Linked DNA regions of Homo sapiens: region 1 is linked to region 2. A link is an interaction called in ENCODE POLR2A ChIA-PET data of the cell type or tissue named here. Cell type or tissue: B cell. All regions are shown on one strand.

The links. Peaks named below come from ENCODE experiments on the same cell type or tissue, not always from the same donor. Only the 100,000 strongest peaks of a DNase experiment are listed, where the experiment ranks them.
Region 1: POLR2A ChIA-PET joins it to region 2 with 5 read pairs; 8 of 35 experiments call an interaction of 5 or more read pairs at or near these places.

What each region holds. Positions count from the first base shown.
Region 1 is chr17:29,755,896-29,759,895 of GRCh38, reverse strand. The region is part of intron 3 of SSH2 (slingshot protein phosphatase 2); the gene reads left to right. Among named protein-coding and RNA genes, the nearest start is that of SSH2-AS1, 120 kb to the right of the region's middle. In B cell, no CTCF peak of the experiment used is centred here; a DNase peak (open chromatin) is centred at 1,925; H3K4me3 peaks cover 1,739 bases; H3K27ac peaks cover 3,522 bases.
Region 2 is chr17:29,553,098-29,557,097 of GRCh38, reverse strand. No RefSeq gene overlaps it. Among named protein-coding and RNA genes, the nearest start is that of ABHD15, 12 kb to the left of the region's middle. In B cell, no CTCF peak of the experiment used is centred here; no DNase peak of the experiment used is centred here.

The DNA.
Region 1 (4,000 bases), 200 kb before region 2:
CACTGATAACCAGTATGAAAATAATAGTGTTAACAGTACTTTAAAAATGGCAGTGGAAGCAACCCAAGTGTCCATGGATGGATGAATGGATTAACAAAATGTGGTATGTACATATAGTAGAATATTATTTAGCCTTAAGGAAGGAGTCTGACATAATGCTACAGTATGAATGACCTTGAAGATACTATTCTAAGTGAAATAAGCCAGTCACAAAAGTATAAATACTATATGATTTCATTTATATGAGGTACCTATCTATAGAAGTCAAATTCAGAGAGAAGTAAAGTAGAATGGTAGTTGCTAGGGGTTGAAGGAGAAGGGGTAGGAAATTTGTATTTGAAGAGAACAAAGTTTCATTTGAGGAAGATGAAAAAATTCTGGGGATGGATGGTGGTAGTTGCACAACAGTGTGAAAATATTTAATACCCTAGAACTGTACACTTAAAATGGTTAAAATGGTAAATTTTATGCTATGTATATTCATGGCCAGTAAAAGTAATAGCAAAAACTGCAGTTACTTTTACACCAACCTAATAAGCACAATAAAAAGAATTTAAAAGGGCCTGGTGTGGTTGCTCACACCTATAGTCCCAGCACTTTGGGAGGCTGAGGTGGGAGGATTGCTTGAGCCCAGGAATTGGAGACCAACCTGGGCAACATAGTGAGACTCCATCTTAAGAAAAATAGAAAAAATTAGCCAGGTGCGGTGGCGCATGCCTATAGTCTCAGCTACTAAGGAGGCTGAGGTGGAAAGATAGCTTGAGGCTACAGTAAGCTGTGATCATGCCACCACACTCCAGCCTGGGTGACAGAGCAAGACCCTGTCTCAAAAAAATAAAAAAGAATTAAAAAGGCCAGGCACAGTGGCTTATATCTGTAATCCCAGCACTTTGGGAGACAGGAGGATCACTTGAGGCCAGGAGTTCAAGACCATCCTGGGTAACATACTGAGACTCTGTCTCTATGAAACATTTTTAAAATTAGCAGAGTGTGGTGTTACACACCTGTAGTCCCAGCTACTCAGGAGGCTGAGGTAGGAGGATTACTTTAGCCCGGGAGTTCAAGGCTGCAGTGAGCCATGAGTGTGCCATTGCATGCCAGCCTGGGTGGCAGAGCAAGACCCTGCCTCTTTAAATAATAATAATAAAATAATTTTTAAAAGACAGGGATTATAAGCTTTTTGGGGGGAAAGGAGTTGTAAATCATGTTTTCTGGTCAATCAAGTCCAAATTTTTTTTCCTACTAATTAATGTCTTTGGGTAAATAATTTGACATCAGTTTCTTCCACTGTCAAATGGGGATACAGTGGTTTTTACCCCATAAGATCCTAAGAAATCATATATTTGATAACACTTTGTGAACTGTAAATCTCTGCACAAAAAGTTAATTGAAATTAATAACTAATAGCTGCTGTTTATTGACCATTTTCACAGTGCTGAGTTTAATGTACATCTATCTCATTTAATCATAGCAACCTTATGAACTAATTTTTCTGTTTACAGATAATGAAACTGAGGCTTAGAGAAGGTAAGTAGTTGCTCAAGGCCGCATGGGTAGTAAGTGACAAAACTGTCCTTAGAATCCAGATCTATTTCCTAGGCCACTGCCCTTAACCGCTATAAAAATGATATTTTGCCTTAGTAGTTGCAAGGTCACTTTTGAGACTTGGCAGTCTGAGGAATTATCTTTGACTGCTGAAATCTTCAACTTCCTGAAAAATATATTTGCTATACTGAGTTTTCCTACTAAGACAAACTTTTAAAGAATTTTTGGAATATTTGTCTTTTATTTTTGTCTCTATTTTCCCACTTCTTTTTTCTTTGTTTCTTGTTTTGTTTTGTTTTGTTTTGAGACAGGCCCTTGCTCTGTCACTCAGGCTGGAGTGAAATGGCTTGAAGACATCTCACTTGCAGTCTCGATCTCCTGGGCTCAAGCAGCCTTCTTGCTTCAACTTCTGTGTAGCTGAGACCACAGGCACATGCCACCACACCTGGCTAATTTTTTTTTTTTGAGACCAAGTCTCACTCTTTCACCCAGGCTGGAGTGAAGTGGCATGATCTCGGCTCACTGCAACCTCTGGCGCCCCCAACCCCGGCCCCCCACCCCACCCCCCACCCCTGCCACTGGGTTCAAGCAATTCTCTCTCTCTCTCTTTTTTTTTTTTTTTTGTAGAGACAGCATCTCACTTTGTTGCCCAGGCTGATCTCATACTCCCAGGCTCAAGTGATCCTCCTGCCTTGGCCTCCCAAAGTGCTGGGATTGCAGGAGTGCGCTACCGTGCCCAGCCACTTCTTTTTTCTTTAAAGAGACTTGCTATAATATTCACTTCTTCTAAACTGTATTTATTAGTATTACTTTAGAGGTCATGTTTATTTAGCATTTATAGTGCTGCACAGCTTATCATCATTAAAAAAATTATTAGGAATCATTCTGAGTAAACTACTAAACTTTATGAACTTAAATATATCCACTGTTAGCACCTAATAAAGAAGTTCTTAATTTGAGGTCCATGGTCACCTAGAGGTCTATGGATTGGCTTCAGAAAGTCAAACTCCTTGAGATTATATGAAAATGTTGAGTAAATAAATATATTTTAAAATCAGATTCTCAAAGTGATCTGTGATCTCAAAAAAGATTAAGAAGCTCTTTCCTAAAGGGAAGTGTTATTTCTAAGACCTGATTCTGTAAACCTCAAGTGCTGTGAGTATTTCCCTGTGGTACATAGCAATAACTAGTGGGAGCAGCTAAACAATTCAGATTTAGGGTCCTAAGTGAAGACTGACTCAAAAGATTTTGTATTTGGGGGAGGGAGTACCTTGATACATGAGTACACTTAGCCCAGTGGTTCTCTCGTCACTGCTGAGAACCCTCTCAAAAGAGCTTTTTGCCCTTTCTCATTTGCTGCCCTCAGGTTTGCTGTGGGTTTAGAAACCACGAAACAAGCCAGGCAGGGTGGCTCACGCCTGTAATCCCAGCACTTTGAGAGGCTGAGGCAGATGGATCACGAGGTCAGGAGTTCGAGACCAGCCTGGCCAGCATGGTGAAACCCCATCTCTACTAAAAATACAAAAAAAGTAGCCAGCCATGGTGTCACGCACCTGTAGTCCCAGCTACTCCGGAGGCTGAGGTAGGAGAATTGCTTGAACCCGGGAGGCAGAGGTTGCCATGAGCGAAGATCTCACCACTGCACTCCAGCCTGGGCGACAGGGTGAGACTGTATCTCAAAAAAAAACAAAACAAAACACCAAAAAACAAATCCTGTGAGAATTGTGTTAAAGAGTAAATTGGAGCCAAGGGCAGTGGCTCACACTTGTAATCCCAGCACTTTGGGAGGACAGGAGTTTGAGACCAGCCCAGGCAATGTAGCAGGACCCTGTCTCTAATAAATAGATAAGAGAGAGGATGGATGGGTGGGTGGGTGGGTGGATGGATAGATAGACAGATAGGCAGGCAGGCAGGCAGGCAGGTGTAGTGGTTCATGCCTGTAGTCCTAACTACTCAAGAGACTGAGGCAGGAGGATTGCTTGAGCCTAGGAATCCGAGGTTACAGTGAGCTATGATCGTGCCATTGCACTCCAGCTTGGGCAATAGAGGGAGACTATCTATCTCCCTCTCTTTTTTTTTTTTTTTTTGAGACAGAGTCTCGCTCTTGTTGCCCAGGCTGGAGTGATCTGGGCTCACCGCAACCTCCGCCCCCTGGGTTCAAGCGATTCTTTTGCCTCAGCCTCCCGAGTAGCTGGGATTACAGGCATGCACCACCACGCCTGGCTAATTTTTTTTCTTTCTTTTTTTAGTAGAGACGGGGTTTCCCCATGTTGGTCAGGCTGGTCTCCAACTCCTGACCTCAGGTGATCCGCCTGCCTCGGCCTCCCAAAGTGCTGGGATTACAGGCATGAGCCACCGCGCCCAGCCTCTATCTCTTTGAAAATAAAATTTAGCTGGCGCGGTGGCTCACCCCTGTAATCCCAGCACTTTGGGAGGCCGAGGCGGGTGGATCACA
Region 2 (4,000 bases):
CACCACCATTCCCAGCCCAGAGTGTTTTGTTTTGTTTAGAGAAAGGGTCTTGCTGTGTCACCCAGGCTGGATTGCCCAGTGGTGTGATCATGGCTTACCACAGCCTCGACCTCCCGAGCTCAGGTGATCCTCCTACCTCAGACTCCTAAGTAGCTGGGACTACAGGTGTGCACCACCATGCCTAGCTAATTTTTGTATTTTTTGTATAGATAGGGTTTGTTACTATGTTACTCAGGCTGGTCTCGAACTCCTGGGTTCAAGGGATCTTTTCACCTCGGCCTCCCAAAAGTCTGAGATTATAGGTGTGAGCTACCACACCTGGCATCAGAGTATATTTTTAAGATAGCCAATGATTATGCTCTAGTCGCACTTGCTCAGAGGAGCTAAAGGTTTTTTTTTATTGTTGTTTGTTTGTTTGAGACGGAATCTCGCTCTGTCGCCCAGGCTGGAGTGCAGTGGCACCATCTCGGCTCACTGCAAGCTCCGCCTCCCAAGTTCACGCCATTTTCCTGCCTCAGCCTCCCGAGTAGCTGGGACTACAGGCGCCCGCCACCACGCCCGGCTAATTTTTTGTATTTTCAGTAGAGACGGGGTTTCACTGTGGTCTCGATCTCCTGACCTCATGATCCGCCCACCTCGGCCTCCCAAAGTGCTGGGATTATAGGAGTGAGCCATCGCACCCGGCCGGAGCTAAAGTTTTGAAGGTAAAATGATACTTCATTGAAACAATAAGACACTCATGCATCAAAAGTAAGTCTCTAGTCCCTCTAGTCTTACCTTGTAATAATGCAATACCTTGCCTTAGTATTTAGTATGGTTGAACAAAAAATTTCTCTCCAACTTATTTGTCTCTGAATAGTAAATCAGTCTCCCAGTAACACTGGAATGTTATTATTTTTTAAATCTCCAGAAACAAATATGTGCTGTTTGTCTTCTGAAGTCTTCTGTGTACTAAGCCATGCTTGCCTACTGTGGCGTTTAGCAGAGCCTCAGTGCACATTCTCTAGCCACTGGATGTTGCCTCACTTTTGTAGATCTAGCCTCGTGTGGCCTAACACTAACCAGCAGCAGCTCTGTTTAATCAATAACCAGGTCTCCTGTTCTGGGCTAATAATTTCCCAGCAGGCGCACAATTCCCTGATCATTGATGGTGCCTACAACAAATATATTATTCAGTGGGCAAACAGTGTTTGTGTGTTGATAGGATACTGAAGTAATAGTTTGGAGATGTGGGTTCCAGTTTCTACTTCATCTATGACTTAAGTGACCCTGAGAAAGTTATTTTATGAGTTGTTCCATATGAAAAGACTGGGAATGTGTATAGGCCTTAATTTATAAGGTCTGTTAGGATATAATGAGATACTTAATAGCAAACAGATCCCATTCTCCAAGACTCTAATTCCTCAGCCATAGCTCAAAGACCTCCATGATGAAGGGGCATCTGCTTTCAAATCACAGTCTTTATTCTCTGATCAACATCTTATAAGGCTAAGAAGTTCCAGTTATTAATTGCACTGCAAAGTTGGGAAGGGCCTGGAAGAGCAGCACCTTTGAGCCTCACAGGTTGGGTTTGGGTTGCCCAGTTGAGGACAAACTCTCCCCATCCCCACCCCCATATATGTACACACACACTGATACTATGTCACAGCTAATTGGTTTCACATCAATTTTTGTCAAAAACCATCTGCATTTCTATTTCTTATAGATGGTCAGAGACGATGTGACTTTTAAGATCTCATGGTTAGTGGTGGGGCTAAGACCAGACCCAAATTAGTGCTCTTTATGCCATACATTATTTGCCTTTTCCTAATCACTGTCTGAGATGATACTAAACAATGTCCATTTTGGACTCCAAAATGTAAAGGATTTTAACAAAAAGGTGGGGGTTTCAGGGTATCTCTCTTCAGAGCTGCCGGGGTGCACAACTGCATGGGGGGAGCCATGCACGTTATCTACAAATGGCACCCTTTAAATTTCACTGCACAGCCTGCACAGAGCTAACACCCTCAGCAGCCTTCTCTCCCTGTATCCGTTAAGAACAAGTACCTGAAAATAGGGTAGCAAAAGGTAAAGTCATTAATTGCCCAGGACACATACAGGAAGACCCTGATTCTGCAGCTGGCGAAATGTGATGTAGGTGATGGCATAGGGGCTGTGAAGCTAGCTGACAATCGTGATTAATTTTTTTTTTTTTTGAGACAGAGTCTCACTTTGTTGCCCAGGCTGGAGTGCAGTGGCATGATCTCAGCTCACTGCAACCTCCGCCTCTTGGGTTCAAGCAACTCTCCTGCCTCAGCCTCCCAAGTAGCTGGGACTACGGGCATGCGCAACCACACCCAGCTAATTTGTGTATTTTTGTAGAGATAGGGTTTCTCTATGTTGGCCAGGCTGGTCTCAAACTCCCGACCACAAGTGATCCGCCTGCCTTGGCCTCCCAAAGTGCTAGAATTATAGGTGTGAGGCACCGTGCCCGACCTCCCATGACTAATTTTATGTTCAAATTTCTTTTATAGTCAGGTAGGATAGATTTCAAATTCTAAGCATAACTCGAATCTTTCATCCCACTGTAATTTGAAGAACCCAATTGTGAGGAGAAAACAAAGAATCTTTTTTTAGAGACGGAGTCTCCTTATGTTGCCCAGGCTGGACACCAAACTCCTGGGCTCAAGCAATCATCCCACCTCAACCTCCTGAGTAGGGGGGGATCTATAGGCATGAGCCTCTATGCCCTAGAAATCTTGTTTTTTAACCCCATTGAGTTAGTCCAAATTCAGGTGGGTATATTGAAAATACTGGAGATGAGGTCTGGGATCTAATCCTGGCTCTGCAAGGCAAAGTCTAGCTCTGTCACCTAGGCTGGAATGTAGTGGTATGATCATGGCTTACTGCAGCCTTAACCTTCCAGGCTCAAGCAATCCTCCCACCTCAGCCTCCCAAGTAGCTGGGACTACAGGCATGTGTCACCATGCTCATCTAATATTTTTATTATTTTTTTGTAGATAGATAGGGTCTCACTATGTTGCCCAGGCTGGTCTCAAACTCCTGGTCTCAAGCAATCCTTCCACCTCAGCCTCTCAAAGTGGTAGGACTGCAGGCATGAGCCATTGCACCTGGCTGCCACACAGCTGTTTGAGGCAAGCAAATTAAACACTATAGAAATGTTAATCTCAAAATAGTTCAAATGTCGACATTCTAGGAGTTAAAAAACTGCCACTTTAAGTCTTCTTTTCAATATGGTAGGTAACCTAAATTATACTTTATCCTTTTTTTTTTTTTTTTTTTTTGAGACGGAGTCCCGCTCTGTAAACTAGGCTGGAGTGCAGTGGCGCGATCTCGGCTCACTGCAAGCTCCGCCTCCCGGGTTCACGCCTTTCTCCTGCCTCAGCCTCCGGGGTAGCTGGGATTACAGGCGTGAGCCACCGCGCCCGGCCCAACCTAAATTATACTTTTAAAAATGGTACTTAAAACTATTTTCTTGGCTGGGTGTGGTGGCTCACGCCTGTAATCCCAGCACTTTGGGAGGGCGAGGCAGATGGTTCATCTGAGGTCAGGAGTTCGCAACCAGCTTGGCCAGGATGGAGAAACCCCATCTTTACTAAAAATACAAAAATTAGCTGGGCTTGGTGGCACACACCTGTAATCCCAGCTACTTCAGAGGCTGAGCCACGAGAATCACTTGAACCTGGGAGGCGGAGGTTGTTGTGAGCCAAGATCAGGCCACTACACTCTAGCCTGGGTAACAGAGAGAGGCTGCCTCAAAAACAAAAAAACAAACAAAAAACCCAAAAGTTATTTTCTTTTCTTTTTTTTTTTTTGAGATGGAGCCTCACTCTGTCACCCAGGCTAGAGTGTAGTGGCCTGATCTTGGCTCACTGCAACCTTCGCCTCTCAGGTTCAAGTAATTCTCCTGCCTAAGCCTCCTTAGTAGCTGGGATTACAGGCACCCACCGCCTGGCTAATTTTTGTTATTTATTTATTTATTTATTTATTTATTTTTAAT